Regions from separate parts of the Homo sapiens genome. Here region 1 is linked to region 2. The links are chromatin loops, found by intact Hi-C in ENCODE. Cell type or tissue: Caco-2. All regions are shown on one strand. Links, peaks and the distances in the headings refer to the core of each region. The heading gives the core; the rest is flanking DNA. Region 1 has its middle 54 kb from the start of LINC02541. Region 2 has its middle 70 kb from the start of LINC02541.

What was found. Peaks named below come from ENCODE experiments on the same cell type or tissue, not always from the same donor. Only the 100,000 strongest peaks of a DNase experiment are listed, where the experiment ranks them.
Region 1: it touches region 2 in a loop (2.6-fold over the local background); 1 of 110 quality-filtered maps calls a loop at or near these places.

The regions. Positions count from the first base shown.
Region 1 is chr6:113,591,758-113,600,097 of GRCh38, forward strand. No RefSeq gene overlaps it. Among named protein-coding and RNA genes, the nearest start is that of LINC02541, 54 kb to the right of the region's middle. RefSeq lists a silencer at 390-684 and an enhancer at 5,146-5,325. In Caco-2, for the core only: no CTCF peak of the experiment used is centred there; a DNase peak (open chromatin) is centred at 3,234.
Region 2 is chr6:113,715,631-113,723,970 of GRCh38, forward strand. No RefSeq gene overlaps it. Among named protein-coding and RNA genes, the nearest start is that of LINC02541, 70 kb to the left of the region's middle. In Caco-2, for the core only: no CTCF peak of the experiment used is centred there; a DNase peak (open chromatin) is centred at 3,651.

The DNA.
Region 1 (8,340 bases), core at 132-8,131, 120 kb before region 2:
GGGGATACTAAGGTTGCTAAAATGCAAAAGTGGCTGTTGTAAGACTCACCATCCAAAGGGAGAAATAGACACATATACAGATGGTTATAATCAATATGTTGAGTACAAAGACAGAATCTGTGTATTTGGCTCTGAGAGCACAGAGGAAGGGTACCCAACTCACAGAGGAAGGGTACTCAACTCAAAAATGTCTCCCTATATTACCAAATGTCTTCTGAGCAACAAAATGGCCCCCAGTTGAGAATAATTGGTCTAGAAACATTCAGAAAAGTATTAATGAATGGAGCTTTGCCAGGTTACAAGTACTGTTGGGGCAGGGGAAGTGAGAAATGGCAGAAGTGAGGAACAGTATGACAGCATGGTGTGTGCAAAATCAATGTGTGCTGCATTGCAGGAGTGTAAAGAGCTAGATTCTCTGCTTCAAATTCTTTTAAAATGATGAAACACCTAAATAGATAAACCAACAAATAAATAATCCCCATACATGTTTGCTGAAAAGCAGAAGCAGATTTACCAGGCCTTGAGCATGTTGGAATCTGCTAGGCTTTGAGGACTTTCAGAGGTGTAACAGGAAAGCCAGGCTGCAGTCAGGAAGCATTCTAAGCAAGCATGTCTGGAAAGTTGCCAGGGGTGTTATATGAAAAGGACCTGAAGCTCAAAGTCTCCAGTAATTTATTGTGTTTCATTTTCTCATGCTAAATAAATATTCACTTTTGTACCTGATTTTGTATTCTTTATCATAAAGAAAACCCCTCAAATTGTATAAAATTCCATTCCCCAGAACCTGAATCTGCCCTGCTGAGGAGAGATCCACAATGAATTACTTTGCCAGGAAGGTAGGTCTTGACCTGAGCTTTGAATAGAAGGCTCCCCTGCTGAGGAGAGAAAGAAATTGTATTCCAAGTGGGGGAGGTTTGTCTCTCTGGGATGGCTTAAATGCAGACTTTCCCAGAAACAGAGGTGGACTTAATGACCATGAAAGATCCCACTCCGCCTTGTGATTTTGTGATTTCAAAGTATTATACTTACACGGGTCACAGTGTACCTACAAGCTTATGACCACAGATCCTGCATGTTGCAGGTCTTGAGTGTGAGCCATTGCTAAGGGATAGCACAGTTCTAAGTATATGTCATAATATATGTATCAACTTCAGAATGAAAGAGCCACTTCTTAGTCCCAGAAACAATTGTCATTCAACTAGAGGCTCTGAACTGTTGTTTTCCCCTTTGTGTTTGTATGGATTTAGACTGGGTGATACATTTTGAGGGTGGTATTTTTTTTTAATGAGGCTGATAATACAGTTCTCTAAAGTTTTCTGGTTTAGGCCAATGTTTTAGACTAAAGAACTCAGTTTGTGCCAACCGGAAGTGCTATGCAAAGCTGTCTGGTAGAGTTGACAGAACTCAGGATTTGGAGTCAAAAGACCTGGGTTTGAGTCCCAGATCTCCCACCTTCTTATAAGTCACCTGGTACAGGCACATCTTAAAGGATTTCTGGGAGGAGTAACTAGATTAATTTATCAGGCAATGGTAAAGCCAACTGTATTAGTCCGTTTTCATGCTGCTGATAAAAACCTACTCCAGACTGGGTAATTTATAAAGGAAAGAGGCTTAATGGACTCACAGTTTCACATGACTGGGGAGGTCTCACAATCATGGCAGAAGGCAAAAGGCATGTCTTACATGGTGGCAGACAAGAGAAAATGAGAGATCAGAGCAAAAGGGGAAACCTCTTATAAAACCATCAGACCTCATGAAACTTATTCACTACCATAAGAATAGTATGGGGGAAACTGCCCCCATGATTCAATCATCTCACAATGGGTCCCTCCCATAACCCATAGGAATTATGGGAGCTACAATTCAAGACGAGGTTTAGGTGGGGACACAGCCAAACCATATCAGCAACCTGTATTTTATAGTTGGAGTCTGTTTGTATTGATTGATTGCTATAATGATTGTTAAATATTAAATATTTTGAGTTTTACCTTGCATGAAGCACAAAGGAGATGCCAGTTAAGATTTCTGCCTACCACTAGCAGAACCTTTGCAGACAAGTCTTGCTGCTGTAAGCACAGATTTAATTGTTGGTTACAATATGGAAGATGTTATTCTAGAAATGAACCTTTCTGGGGTCATAATGGCTTTGAGTTCTTTTCAAGTAGGTACAAAGATTTAATGCCATGCTGTATGAGAAGCAAAGTCATTAGGTTGGGCCCAGTGGTTCTCAGTCCTGGCTGCACATAGAATCACCTGGTGTATTAGTCAGGGTTCTCTAGCGGTACAGAACTAATGGAATATATATATATAAAAGGGAGTTTATTAAGTATTAATAAACTTAATAAAGGGGAGTTTATTAAGTATTAACTCACATGACCACAAGGTCCCAAAATAGGCCATCTGAAGGCTGAGGAGCAAGGAGAGCCAGTCCGAGTTCCAAAACTGAAAAACTTGCAGTTCGATGTTTGAGGGCAGGAAGCATCCAGCACGGGAGAAAGATGTAGGCTGGGAAGCTAGGCCAGTCCCTCTCTCGTTTTTTTTTGAGATTGAGTCTCGCTCTGTTGCTCAGGCTGGAGTGCAGTGGCGTGATCTTGGCTCACTGCAGCATCCACTTCCTGGGTTCAAGTGATTCTCCTGCCTCAGTCTCCCAAATTGCTGGGATTACAGGTGCCCACGACTATACCCAGCTAATTTTTGTACTTTTTAGTAGAGATAGGGTTTCACCATGTTGGCCAGGGTGGTCTCGAACTCCTGACCTCAGGTGATCTGCCCACCTTGTCCTCCCAAAGCGCTGGGATTACTGGCGTGAGCCACCATGCCCGGCCTCCAGTCTCCCTTTTTACATTTTTCTGCCTGCTTATATTCTAGCTGTGGTGGCAACTGATTAGATTGTGCCACTCAGATTAAGGATGAGTCTGACTTTCCCAGCCCACTGACTCAGATGTTAGTCTCCTTTGGCAACACCCTCACAGACACACCCAGGATCAATACTTTGTATCCTTCAATCCAATCAAGTTGACACTCAGTATTAACCATCACACCTGGGGAGCCTTTTGAAAACACTTGTGCCTGCACCCTACCCTAAACCAAAGAAATCAGAATCTATCTGTGCAGAGTCATGGGAAATCTTCCCCAGGTGATGTCACTGTCCATCCAGAATAGAATCACTGCAGCTAGACATCTATTCTCATTCAGTGCATGAAGCAAGTACCTGGCCCTACAGCTCCTCTACCAGCAGACATTGTGGCAGGTGTCCACTTTCTAGATGAAACTTTCCTTATAAAAGACCTACTGTAGGCCAGTAGGTGGCTCACACCTGTAATCCCAGCAGTTTGGGAGGCTGGGGCGGGTGGATCACTTGAGATCAGGAGTTCAAGACCAGCCCAGACAACATGGTTAAACCCCGCCTCTGCTAAAAATACAAAAAATTAGCCGGGGGTGGTGGTGGGTGCCTGTAATCCCAGCTACTTCAGAGGCTAAGGCAGGAAAATCACTTGAACCTGGGAGCCGGAGGTTACAGTGCGCTGAGGTCACACCGTTGCACTCCAGCCTGGGCAACAAGAGTGAAACTCTGTCTCAAAAAAATAAAAAATGAAAGACCTACTGTGTATGTACCATCCATAAATCCAAGCAAGAGAGGATGCTGCTCTGCATCTTATAAGGGAGCAAGCAACCTGGCCTTCTTTCAACAGCACTTCTCTTCATGAAAAGGAGAGTCCACGGGGCCAAAGCGATACCCCCACCCCACCCCAAACACATCCTTAATCATGCTTTGAGTTCCCAGGACCCTAAAATTCCCTTCCCAATCAACTAAAACCAACTTCTTAGGACCTGACTAGGCACACCTTTAGGCCAAGGGATGTCCCAGAGGTGGCTGTTGATGAGGGTGTTAATGCAGCTTGGACACGTGTGGTGGAGTTTGAGAGGTCCCATGCATTGTAGGATGGGGGTAGGGTCTGAAAAGATGGGGGTAGACCCAGGACCTAGGGCAGTGGGCCAGGCAGTGAGAGGCCCGATTTCCCTGGCCATCCAATTCCAGGATGAAACTCCAAGGAGTCAGGGAACTCTAAATTCAAATCCAGCCTCTAGATAGTTAATGAAAATACATTTGTCATGAAGGGAGGGTAGAACATATTTTATGTTTTACTTAAGAATGTTCAAGCTTGCATCATAACTTTTAAGTATTTAGGCATATGGCTTGTGGGCCTCCGTTTGTACTCTTGCCCTGGGCCCTGCAAATGTTAGGGGCGAGCCGAAAGGACACATCTTTGCCTCACATCCCTCCGGGATGTTTGCTTATTTGAAATTAGCAGCCATGGAAGCTTTCCAAGGCTCTTTGAATGCAATGAGAATGTGGTCCATCAAAAATGCTGTCTGATTTTATTGCACATGAGAAGTTGTTAACTCTGGCAGCCCAGCCAGATTCTTGTATGTTCTCATTGTCCCTTAGGCCTCCCCAGCCAAATCCTAATGGGGTAATGAGTCTGTGCCTATGAGATTTGAGGGAGGGGCTGAGGGAAGTGTAATCAAGCAAATCACAAAGTGTTGAGCTTAGAGAACGGAAGGCCTCCGTTCCTTTGACTTCATTTTCAATTCACTTAATTTCAGGGTTGGATCCCCCCCACCCCGCCCCTTTGGCAGTGAAAAAGAAAAGGAATGTTCTCTGTTTTTCCTCTTATAAAACCTGGAGCATAATAACTGCCCTGGACTGTTAGGAACACGGTGAGGAGGATCTCAGAGAACAGGGACTGCTTATAGCCTACATATGAAATTGTATAAGCAATTGTCGTTTTTCCCCCATTCATTAATCTGGCAGGATTTACTAAGGGTTTTAGAAGGGAAACATGGCTGTTTTAAGAGAAACTACAATAAGGAAATGGTGGGGGTTGGGCAGAGAAGGCCAAGGACAGACTTGAATTCACACTTTATAAATCTGGCACGGTATATGTGAACTGCTTCATGAACTGGCTGATATCAGGCAAATAAGAAAGTTAAAGCAAACCAAGAGCTATGCTCAAGCAGTCAGTTCTCCCAGCAAATTAACCAGGCACTTTCAGGAGTATGAAACTCCAGAATCCAGGCAAATGGCACAGAGGTCTCTGAATGGGTCTCAGCAGCTGCCAAGGCAGCTCACACATCTTGCACACCAAAGGAGTCACTTACCCTCTTGAGGAAATGAAAAGTCCCTAAGACCAAGCCTCTCTGGAACATGTCATAGGCCCTGGGAGAGCCCAGGGATAACCTTTAGGGTTAAGTGTCCCCATGATGCTGCTGGTATTTCAGTGAGAACAGGCAGGCCGGAAGGAGGCTGGTGTGGGAAGCAGCCCTCACACAGATGTTAGCATAAAAGAGCTGTTTACTTGGTGATTAGTATCATGAAATGAAAAGCTCAGGTTTCAACTGCTTAGGGAAGAATGATTATTTTTCTCACTGTGCAGCCTTTGCCGTTGGCACAGAGAATGTATTCATCAACGTCCCAGGTGTCACTCTTGGGCAGGTGGGATTCCAGACTCAGGTTGGGCCATCACCCCTGGCCCCATCTGGAGAGACATGGGGACTTGCTCAAACTTTTGTATTTATGTAATGAGTAAGAGGCTGAATCCCAGAGGAGTTACCCCTCAGCCAGGCTAACCTCAGAGTTCTGCATTTACCATGGGTACATCACCACAAAACAGTGACCAACACTACCTCGTTCCTAACTTCCCCAGAAGGGCAAGGGTGAAATGGACCAACTTACAGATTCATGGGGTTTAGAGAAAGAATTAATCAGCACCCTCTTTTTATCACCAACAGGCCTACCCATGGCCAATACATCCAAATTGTGCACACTGTGGAAAGATCACTCTCTTAGTGCCTCAAAGCTTAGAATCAGTTTTATTAAATTATTCTAACATTTCCCCCAAAGAAGTATGAGCCAAGAGGCAGTTTATTTTCTGGAAAAAAAACATGCACTTTGAACATAAAGGGCTCTTGGTTTGAATACCAGTTCTTCCACTTACTAGTTATGAGATCTTGGGTGAGTTATTTAAGAATTCTGCATCTCAGTTTCCCAATATATAAAATAGAGATAATAATAGCTACATCACAGAACGATTATGCAGATTAAATTAGATAACTCCTGATAGGCACTCAATACAAGGAAGCTTTTATGAACAGGAAATGTGCTTTTCAGAGAAGCCTTTACCTCCCTCCCCATTGTAAGGTCTTCGAGTTCAATAGCAGCATCTGGGGTGGATTCTCCTCCAGAGCTACAGTGCTGCCTCCTCCTTTCCAAATGAATAAATCTGGTTGCTCCCATTGCATATATCAGTGTCTAAATAAAACTTTCGGTGAAAATGATTTCAAAAAACAATCTGAGGGGCTAGATGTGGTAGTTCATGCCTATAATTCCAGCACTTTGGGAGTCCCAGGTGGGTGGATCACCTGAGGTCGGGAGACTAGCCTGGTCAACATGGTGAAACCTCGTCTCTACTAAAAATACAAAAATTAGCAAGACGTGGTGGTAGGCACCCGTAATCCCAGCTGCTCAGGAGGCAGAAGTTGCAGTGAGCTGAGACTGTGCCACTGCACTCCAGCCTGGGTGACAGCGAGACTCTGTCTCAAAAAAAAAAGTCTGAGGGATTGCTTCTTGCCATCTCCTTCCTACCATCCCACTCTACCTTCCACGTTGCATCAGGAAAATAGCATCTGGGGAAAGAATGGGAGACTCAGCTTTTCTGGGAAGTAGTGATGGGCAAAGGCAGTTGAAGGCTGTGACCTTGAAAGGACATCAGAAGCTACCCAATAGAAACCCCTCTGAAGCTGAACGCTAGATGATAACAGAATGGCTTTTTTTAAGACTTGTTTCCTTACTAGCTTCAAGGCTGCCCTAAAGGCAGACCAGAAAGGGGCAATTCTTACACCCAAGGCCCAGGTGTGAACCCAGCATCCTTACTTGTAATTGCATGTATGGTAATTGTCTGTCCAGCGTATCCCAACCAGAGATGCATACCATCTTGCCTCAATCCCGTTTCCAAATTCTTTTCTGCATATAGAATACTATATCTCTACTGCCATGTAATACTTGTTATTATCATTAGGCCCAATTATCACTGATACCACACAACAGTATTTTTTAAAAGTCTTGATGTTATAATGATGGATGTTATGTTTTGGCACCGCTCTTCTGCCTGATCTCATACAGAACTTCTCACATACCACAGATAAGATGCATGAATAAATAAATTGCTTTTAATGCTGGATGACACATGGACTGAGTGTGTAATGGCAGGTCCATGAACAGGAAGGTGGGGAAAAACATGTGTGGAGAGACTTAGACAGATAGAGTGCTTAGAACCAAAAATAGGTAGTTTAGAATTACACAAGCATCCCTGATCTCTTCACGACAATAGGGAATTTTTACCTGTTCTTTGTCTCACGTAGCTTATAGATCTACCAGAAATTCCTGGAGGTGAACTAGAGCAAGACATCCTTCACTTTTCCTTCCCGGAACTGAGTTCACACTTTGCCAACATGAAATTTTGGTTTGCTGTTGGAAAGAATCTATGTTAATGGTCCCAATCTTAACAAAACATGCTGTCAGAGGAGTTTGGGAATAGAAGGGAAGAAAAGGGTGGGCCCGGCTGTGTGGCTCTTCAGCCTGAGCCCTGTGGAAAAGATTACCATCTGGAGACTGTGACCTCTTAGCAAGTGCAAACATCATTTAACTCTTTAAAAGCAACTAGAGCATCCATCATCATTCTTTAAAACAAACAGAAACCAAAAACCAACAAACAAATATGAATCCCTTACTTTTGCAGGCACTGTGCTTTGCAAAGGGAATAAGATAAGCCTCTCAAGCAATGATTCACAGGAAAGAGAAGAGAATGTTACAGTCTCCATGGGAATGATAAAGGAGGTAGGGGAGGAGTCTGAGACCACAAGTCCCACACTTCTTCAAAATGCCCCTGGCCACTCTGCCTGAGTCTTAGCTGGCCTGTGAAGCCCTTACATGGCTCCTGGGCAAGTGCTATGCAGCATTATTGTTTACAACATGTTTATATGACCACATTAAGAGTAGAGTCATTATAGAAGGAGCAGGATTAAAAATAAATAAATAAATAAATAAATACAAAAGAGTAGGACCAGCCAGCTGGGCAACTAATTGTCACTAATCTATAAAGGTCACCAAAATGTTACAGGAATCAATGTGCACTGATCTCATTCCTAGTGCCCTTGAGAAAAAAAAAGAAAATACTCTTCACTAGGGCAAACTCACTTCTATTGAGTATTTTTTGGGGAAATAGTGGTGGCCATCAACTGAAAATTATGATCACAGATAGCTGAATTCTGACAAATTCT
Region 2 (8,340 bases), core at 169-8,168:
GCCAACATGGCGAAACCCCATCTCTACTAAAAATACAAAAATTAACTGGGTGTCATGGCGCATGCCTGTAAACCCAGCTACTCAGGAGACTGAGGCACAAGAATCACTTGAACCTGGGAGACAGAGGTTGCAGTGAGCCAAGATGTCACCACTACACTCCAGCCTGGGCAACAGAACAAGATTCTGTCAAAAAAAACTCAGCCAGGTGCAGTGGCTCACGCCTGTATTCCAAGCACTTTGGGAGGCCGAGGTAGGCGGATCACCTGAGGTTGGGAGTTCAAGACCAGCCTGACCAACATGGTGAAAACCTGGCTCTAGTAAAAATACAAAAATTAGCCAGACATAGTGGCAGAATGCCAGATACTCCGGAGGCTAAGGCAGGAGAATTGCTTGAACCTGGGAGGTGGAGGTTGCAGTGAGCCAAGATCGCACCATTGCACTCCAGCCTGGGTGACAGAGCAAGACTCCATCTCAAAAAAAAAAAAACTCCCAGTTAAGAACTACTCAAGTATTATAAGCATGGCACCCTGCTAAGGACTGTGAGGGTACCGAAACTGCAAAAGGGGTACCTTCTATTGATGGGTCCATGATCCTATCAGGTGACCAAGGCATTTACATAAAAAGTTAAGGAAAAAAAAAAAAAAGCAATACCACTGCTACACATGACAAAGAGCCAAGTAATGATGTTAATATCCTGGCAGAACAGGACAGAAAGGAGAGGGGGACAGATCCCCTCCCAGAAGGGTCAAGTGCGAGAGAAGCCCAGGGGCCTTGAGATACATTTCAGGCGGTGGAAAGGAGATGGAGATTCAGGTGATGGAGAGGTGGAGTCCTCCAAGTCCTAAAACAGCAAGAGCCCCTTTATTTGAAATATTTGCTAATAACAGTGCCATTTTCAAGCCACAATTTAAGAAATGCAGCTCTTTCTTGATCCTTGGCTAGGTCATCTGGAAGCGCCAAACGTCTGAGAACAATACTTTGCTACCTCTCCCTTCCTACCCATCTTAGTATAGATTAGATCCTTCCTGTCCTGGCTCCTAACTTCCATTCTGTTGCTTCTAATTGCACTTTACTTCCTAGGTACTTGACACTCAGAATTTGCTGGGTAACCTGCCTGAGGGAAAGTTATTTTGAAAAGTTATCACTCTGTGGTAATGACCTGGAAGCAGTATTTCTGGGAAGATGATGCTGAGGGAGTCTGGAGTCACAGGGCACATGGCTGCTGACAGCCTCCTAAGACCAGTTAATGAGTTGCTGCTGGTTTACAAGTGTCCATTTCTGTGGTCTTTTCAGTTGACCTATTATATTTCAATACATTAATTTTTTTCAGATTCATACTTATAATCAATAGGTAAGTCAGAGAGCTCCCTGTGAAACATTATTTAAAATTAAGTAAATTAAATTTAAAAATTAAATTATTTAAAAACTCCATTCAATGTACACTTAAAAACAGTTAAAATGGTAATTTTTGTTATCACAATTTTTAAAAATTAAAAATGTAATATACCAAAAACAAAGTACATTTTATTAAACTTTTACACAAAATTTTTAGAGACAGGAATCTTGCTATGTTGCCCAGGCTGGACTCGAACTCCTGGGCTCAAGGGATCCTCCTGCCTCAGCCTCCCAAGCAGCTGGGACCACAGGCTCATGCCACCACAGCCAGCAAAAATGAGGCATACTTTATTTCTTTATCTTTTATTTTTTAATACTCTTTAAACCAGATAGTGACACACTATTTTATTTTATTTTATTTTATTTTATTTTATTTTAAGACAGGGTCTCACTCTGTTATCCAGGGACTGGAGTGCAGTGGTATGATCTGGGCTCACTGCAGCCTTGACTTCCCAGGTGATTCTCCCACCTCAGATTCCTGAGTAGCTGGGACCACAGGCACACACATCCATGCCTGACTAATTTTTTTTGTATTTTTATTAGAGACAGGGTTTCACCCTGTTGCCCAGGCTGGTCTTGAACTCCTGGACTCAAGCAATGTGCCCACCTCGGCCTCCCAAAGTGCTAGGATCACAGCCATGAGCCACCGCATTTAGCCTAGGCATACTTCAAATGGCTGCATTGTATGGTATGTGAATTATATCTCAATAAAGCGTGTAAAAGACTCTCCATTCAAAATAGGGAAAAATTTTCAATTCTATTTGCACAAAAGGGGTCACAACAAATGTCCTTATTCTTAGTGGATACAGCCCATTCCTTTCTCTCTAAGTATTTTCAGTCAAAGCAAAACTTTTGGTCACTTGAGACTCAGAGATTTTCTTTAGAAAACACTGATTTAGGTCTCCTAAGGAAAAGAGACCAGGCACTGTGGCTCATGCCTGTAATCCCAGCACTTTGAGAGGCCGATGTGGGCAGATCGCTTGAGGTCAGGAGTTCAAGACCAGCCTGGCCAAGATGGTGAAACCCCGTCTCTACTAAAAATACAAAAATTAGCCAGGTGGGGTGGCGGGTGCCTGTAATCCCAGCTCCTTGAGAGGCTGAAGCAGGAGAATTGCTTGAACCCAGGAGGCAGAGGTTGCAGTGAGCTGAGATCACACCACTACACTCCAGCCTGGGCTACAAAGTGAGACTCTGTCTCAAAAAAAAAAAAAAAAAAAAAAAAAAGGAGAAGGAGAAACTAAAAATAAATATATAATTATGAAGTGTTTCTTTCTATCTAGCTTAATAATCCTACCTTTGTTTTTAGAAAATAGTGAAATAACTCGATTCCATCATTGTTCTTCAATCTCTTTTTTCCCTTCCTCTTGCACTCTCTTCCCTGGAATAATAAGGGTCTTTCTTGAGATGCTCCTGGGGAGGAGAACAGAGCTTTTGTGTGGGCTCCCCAGTTAGTTCAGTGCTTACCTCAGTCAGGGTGTTCTTGTTACCTGCATTCAACAATGTCACACTAAGGTATGAGGGACTAGAAGGGTTACAATGAGTTAACATTCCCAGAGATGGTCCTGTTTGGAAGGGTTTGCTCATTAATTCAAACGGATAAATCTTGGGGGCAGGAGGGTCTGTAGTGGTGGGGCTGGATTTGTCCAAATTAATTTTGGTCAGATGGGATTTTCCATCTACCTCAAACGTAACCACAATAAACTACGTCTGTGTCTGAAGCCATCACCATCTATCTTTCCTTTGGAGTTTCAATCTTTCATTTTATGAGGACACCACTAAGATGGACGATGTATGATGTATCCAACCTTGTCTACAAACTGCCTGATAGGCCTGAAGATGGTCATTTAGAAAATTTCTGTCACTGGAGAAACAGCAAAGCCTTTTGTAAAGCATGTGTCCATATCCTTCACTGTTTACCAAACAAGGATAGGAGGTCAAAAGTTTTTAAATTCATTTAACTCAGAAAGCACCACTTTAGTGTTTCCAAGGTTAAGAGACTTGACCACGGTTAACTGGTCAACTAATAACAAATAACAGAGCTGGAAATGGAAACTAACTCTAACTCTCCTTATTCAAATCCTTTAATTAGTACCAAGGCTTGATCTCCTTATCTGCTTGTGATGGTTGAGAAGCTAAGAAAGAGATTATATGGCTCCTAAGGCCCCTCCTAGGTTTATGACTGTAGGGATTTGACTGCAGGGAAAGTTTCATCAGAATAGTGACAAATTAGCCAACATTGCCCCACCTAAGGGTGACTCAGGGACATTCTGCTGTTTTTATCTGGAGTGATAGGGTCAATTGTCTCTCTTCTGAGGACAACATTTAATATACAAAGGCACAGATTAAAATCTTATGATCTGCCAGGTGTGGTGGCTGTCGCCTCTAATACCAGCACTTTGGGAGGCAGAGGCAAGTGGATCACCTGAGGTCGGAAGTTCGAGACCAGCCTGACCAACATGGGGAAACCCCATCTCTACTAAAAATACAAAATTAGCCGGGCGTAGTGGCACATGCCTGTAATCCCAGCTACTGGGAGGCTGAGGCAGGAGAATCTCTTGAACCCGAGAGGTGGAGGTTGCAGTGAGCCGAGATCGCACCATTGCACTCCAGCCTGGGCAACAAAAGCGAAACCCCAGCTCAAAAAAAAAAAAAAAATAAAAACTTATGATCATCATAGAAAAAAATGTCCAATGCATGATTCAGACTTGTGTAACATCACATAATGATGTCATTGTATTAGTAGCACATTCAAAATGTTTATGCAGAAGGGGTAACAATCTGGTTGTTAGCTGAGAATGGGGATCATGGCCACCTTCTCTTTCCCCAGTACCACCTTGGCAAGGTCCAATTGCATCAGGAGCATAGCAGCCACATCCTCCATTTTCTTCTTAATAAGGAGCATGAACTCTGCAATTAGCCCACCCTTTTTCCATTTTGAGTAGGATCCTTACTTCAAATAGCCTACTTCTGTCCCACCCCTTCCCTACCTATCATCTCCATCACTTATATTCATCTTCTGAGCTTCCCCACTAGTGTCCCTATCTGGTCCTGTCTTCCCTGGTTGCCTCTTCCTACCTGCACAGTTTACATTACACCCTCTGCCTCCCCATTTCTCCCTTGTGAGGTAGTTACTATTACCCTCATTTTACAGAGGAGGAAACTGCAGCAAAGAGCCAGTCTAGTGATATTGGTTTAAACAAGAGTACGCCTTTAGAAGTGAAAGAAGGGGTTGATGAGGCTGTGAAGAGCAAGAAATACTTAAAGAAGCTATCCCAAAAAGCAAGAAACGGGAAGGACACTTTCTTCCTCTTGTTTTTCCTCCAGCAAAGGCCCACTTTACCTAAAGACCTGGAACTCAAGATTCTTTTTTATTTTTTCTTCAACTTTTATTTTTAGCTCAAGGATACGTGTGCAGGATGTGCAGATTTGTTACATAGGTAAACAAATGTGTGTGATGATGGTTTGCTGCATAGATCATCCCATCAGCTAGGTATTAAGCCCAGAGTCCGTTAGCTGTTCTTCCTGATGCTCTCCCTCCCCTGACTCATGCCCCTCCGACAGGCCCTCGTGTGTGTTGCTCCCACCCCATGTGTCCATGTGTTCTCATCACTTAGCTCCCACTTACATGTGGTGTTTGGTTTTCTGTTCCTCTGTTAGTTTGCTAAGGATAATGCCTTTCAACTCCACCCATATCCCTGCAAAGGACATGATCTCATTCCTTTTTATGCCTTCATAGTATTCTTGAAAAGACTCAGTTAAGAAGTCATTGGAGCCAGGCGAGGTAGCTCACCTGTAATCTCAGCATTTTGGCAGGCCAAGGTGGGAGGATCGCTTGAGCCCAGGAGTTCAAGAGCAGCCTGGGCAACATAATAAGATCCGATCTCTACAAAAAATTTAAAAAAAAAAAAATTAGCCAGGTGTGGTGGCTCACACCTGTAGTCCCAGCTACTTGGGAAGGTGAGGTGGGAGGACTGTTTGAGCCCAGGAGGTCAAGGCTGCAGTGAGCTGTAATCACGCCACTGAACTCTAGCCTGGGTGACAGAACAAGACCCTGTCTTAATTTAAAAAGTGAAGAAAAAAAAAAAGAAAGAATTGGAGGTTGTTCTCATCATAAAAAATAAGTATGTGAGGTAATGTATATGTCAAAAAAAAAAGAAAGATCATTGGAGGTTGTTCTCACCATAAAAAATAAGCATGTGAGGCAATGTATATGTTAATTAACTCAATTTATCCATTCCACAATGTATACCTTATTTCAAAACTTCATTTTCTACATGATAAATATATACAATTTTAATTTGTCAATGAAAAATCTTAATTTTTAAAAAAATAAATTATGGGAGGAACATCTTTTATTTCACAACCCAATTTAAAATGAAGATTAGGAAATTCGAGGCTGATTCTACTTTTTATTTATTTATTTTTCTTGCATTATCAAAGAGTTTCAGATGCTGCCTTTGGCACATTTATCATAGGAGACAGAGCTACGTGCTGTTCAATTACAGTTATGTGCCTCCTGCAGTAAGTATTACGTGGAGATATAAGGAATATAGCAGACCTTGGTGATACTTTCCCAAATGAACTCCCATAAAATATAGATTTATAAATTAAAGAAGAAAACACAACACATCAACTTGTATGTGAAACCAAAATTGCACCTGATCCGTGGTCCTTAAATATTAAGTTAACAAGGATAAATTTAATCTATTAAACCCTGGGGATGATTCAACTGAGAAATAAATTTGCTTCTTCCCATCATACTACCTTTCTTTGAAAGCTGATTCTACCACTTTCAAATTGTGTAGCCTGTGCTAGTTACTTAAACTTTCTGAGCTTCAGTTTTCTTATACAGATTGAGCATTCCTTATCTGAAATGCTTGGGACCAGAAATAGTTCTGATTTTGGATTGTTTTGGATTTTGGAATATTTGCATATACATAATGTGATATCTTGGGGATGGGACCCAAGCCATTATTATTATTATTATTATTATTATTATGTTAGAAAGAATCTTGCTCTGTCGCCCAGGTTGCAGTGAAGTGGTGTGATCCTGGCTCACTGAAGCTTTGACCTCCTGGACTCAAGCAGTCCTCCCACCTCAGCCTCCCAAGTAACTGGAACGATAGGCACACTCCACTACACCCAACTAATTTTTAAATAATTATTTTTTGTAGAGAAAGGATCTTGTTATGTTGCACAGGCTGGTCTCAAACTCCTGGGTTCAAATGATCCTCCTGCCTCAGCCTCCCAAAGCGCTGGGATGAAAGGTGTAAGCCACTGCTACCAGCCAGGACTCAAGCCCAAACACAAAATTCATTTAAGTTTCATATACACCTTATATACATAGCCTGAAAGTAATTTCATACAATATTTTTATATAATTTTGTGCATTATATATATATTATATATATATATAATATATATATATAATATATATATATAATATATATATATATATAATATATATATATATAAACAAAGTTTATATTAAGTAGTTATGGCCGGGTGTGGTGGCTTACGCCTGTATTCCCAGAACTTTGGGAGGCCAAGGCAGGAGGATCACCTGAGGTCAGGAGTTCAAGACCAGCCTGGTCAACATGGCGAAAACTCGTCTGTACCACAAATACAAAAAATTAGCTGGGCGTGGTGGTGAGTGCCCGTAATCCCAGCTAATTGGGAGGCTGAGGCAGAATTGCTTGAACCTGGGAGGCAGAGATTCCAGTGAGCCAAGACTGCACCATCACACTCCAGCCTGGGCAACAGAGTGAGACTCTGTCTCAAAAAAAAAAAAAAAAAAAAAAAAAAAAAGTAGTTATGTGTGAAAATTTTCACTGGTAGCATCATGTTGGTGCTCAAAAGGTTTTGGAATTTAGACCATTTCAGATTTCGGATTTTCAGATCAGGAATATTCAACCTGTACATACAATGAAAATGAGAATAATTTCTGCTTCTAAGTTAGGAATGTTAAATGAGTTAATACATATGAACTTCACAGGACAGTGTGTAGTATTAAAATGTTGCTATTTGTCATATCATTTATCAAACATTCATTTATTTAATATCTTAATACCATCCAGGTACCAGTACTGTGTTAAGCCCCAGGAATACATGGATGAATATTTTTCTTATTAAACTCTCCAAGTTGTTTAAATATTTTTTTCAGATGACTTACAAAGATATAAACAATGCTTCCAGATAACAGGAATTAGAAGTAGATAAAGATAAAGCCAAGGGAGGGAGAAGAAGGAGCAAACGTGGAGCAGGAAACTCCTTCTCTTGAGCTCCCCTACATACTTCTTAGGGTGGATCACCTTTCTGGCTCTGGACTTCTCCGCAGCCAGCAGGAAACTGCAAAGTTGAACAAGACAAGATTTCCGACTTCAGGGAACTCTATGTCTAGTTAAGGAAACAGATGTGTAAACAAACAATTACAGTGCAATGTGATGAATGCAAAAGTGGAAGTTCTCGGCAGCAGGCTTTATAGAAGAGATATTTGCCATTGACTTTAAGGATGAAGAGTGTTGCAGAGAATATCCAGGAAAGGCAATAGTACATGCGAAGATCTGGAGCCTTGAACAGCACCATTTGCAATGCGGACAACAAGGTAAAATTTTCTAGAGTCCTGTCAGAGAGGTTTTGGAAGGCACACAAGTACTCAGTATTTTTTTTCCGGTAAAATAACGAAGGAACTCATGGTAAGTATTTCATGGCAGCAAGAACAATAACATTGCCTCAGAGAAAGCAGAGTGAAGTTAAAAAATCAAAATAGGCAAAATAGCAATGTAAGAGAAGAGAAGCAAGCCCTAAAACTCCACTTCTGTTACTATTTGTCTATTTCAATTTGTATTTCCTAGGAAACTTGTTTGGAAGAAGAGGGTTCTATGCTTACGTATAAATACTAAGCAACCCACAATTGCTTAATATTTATACCTAAGCATAGATTGT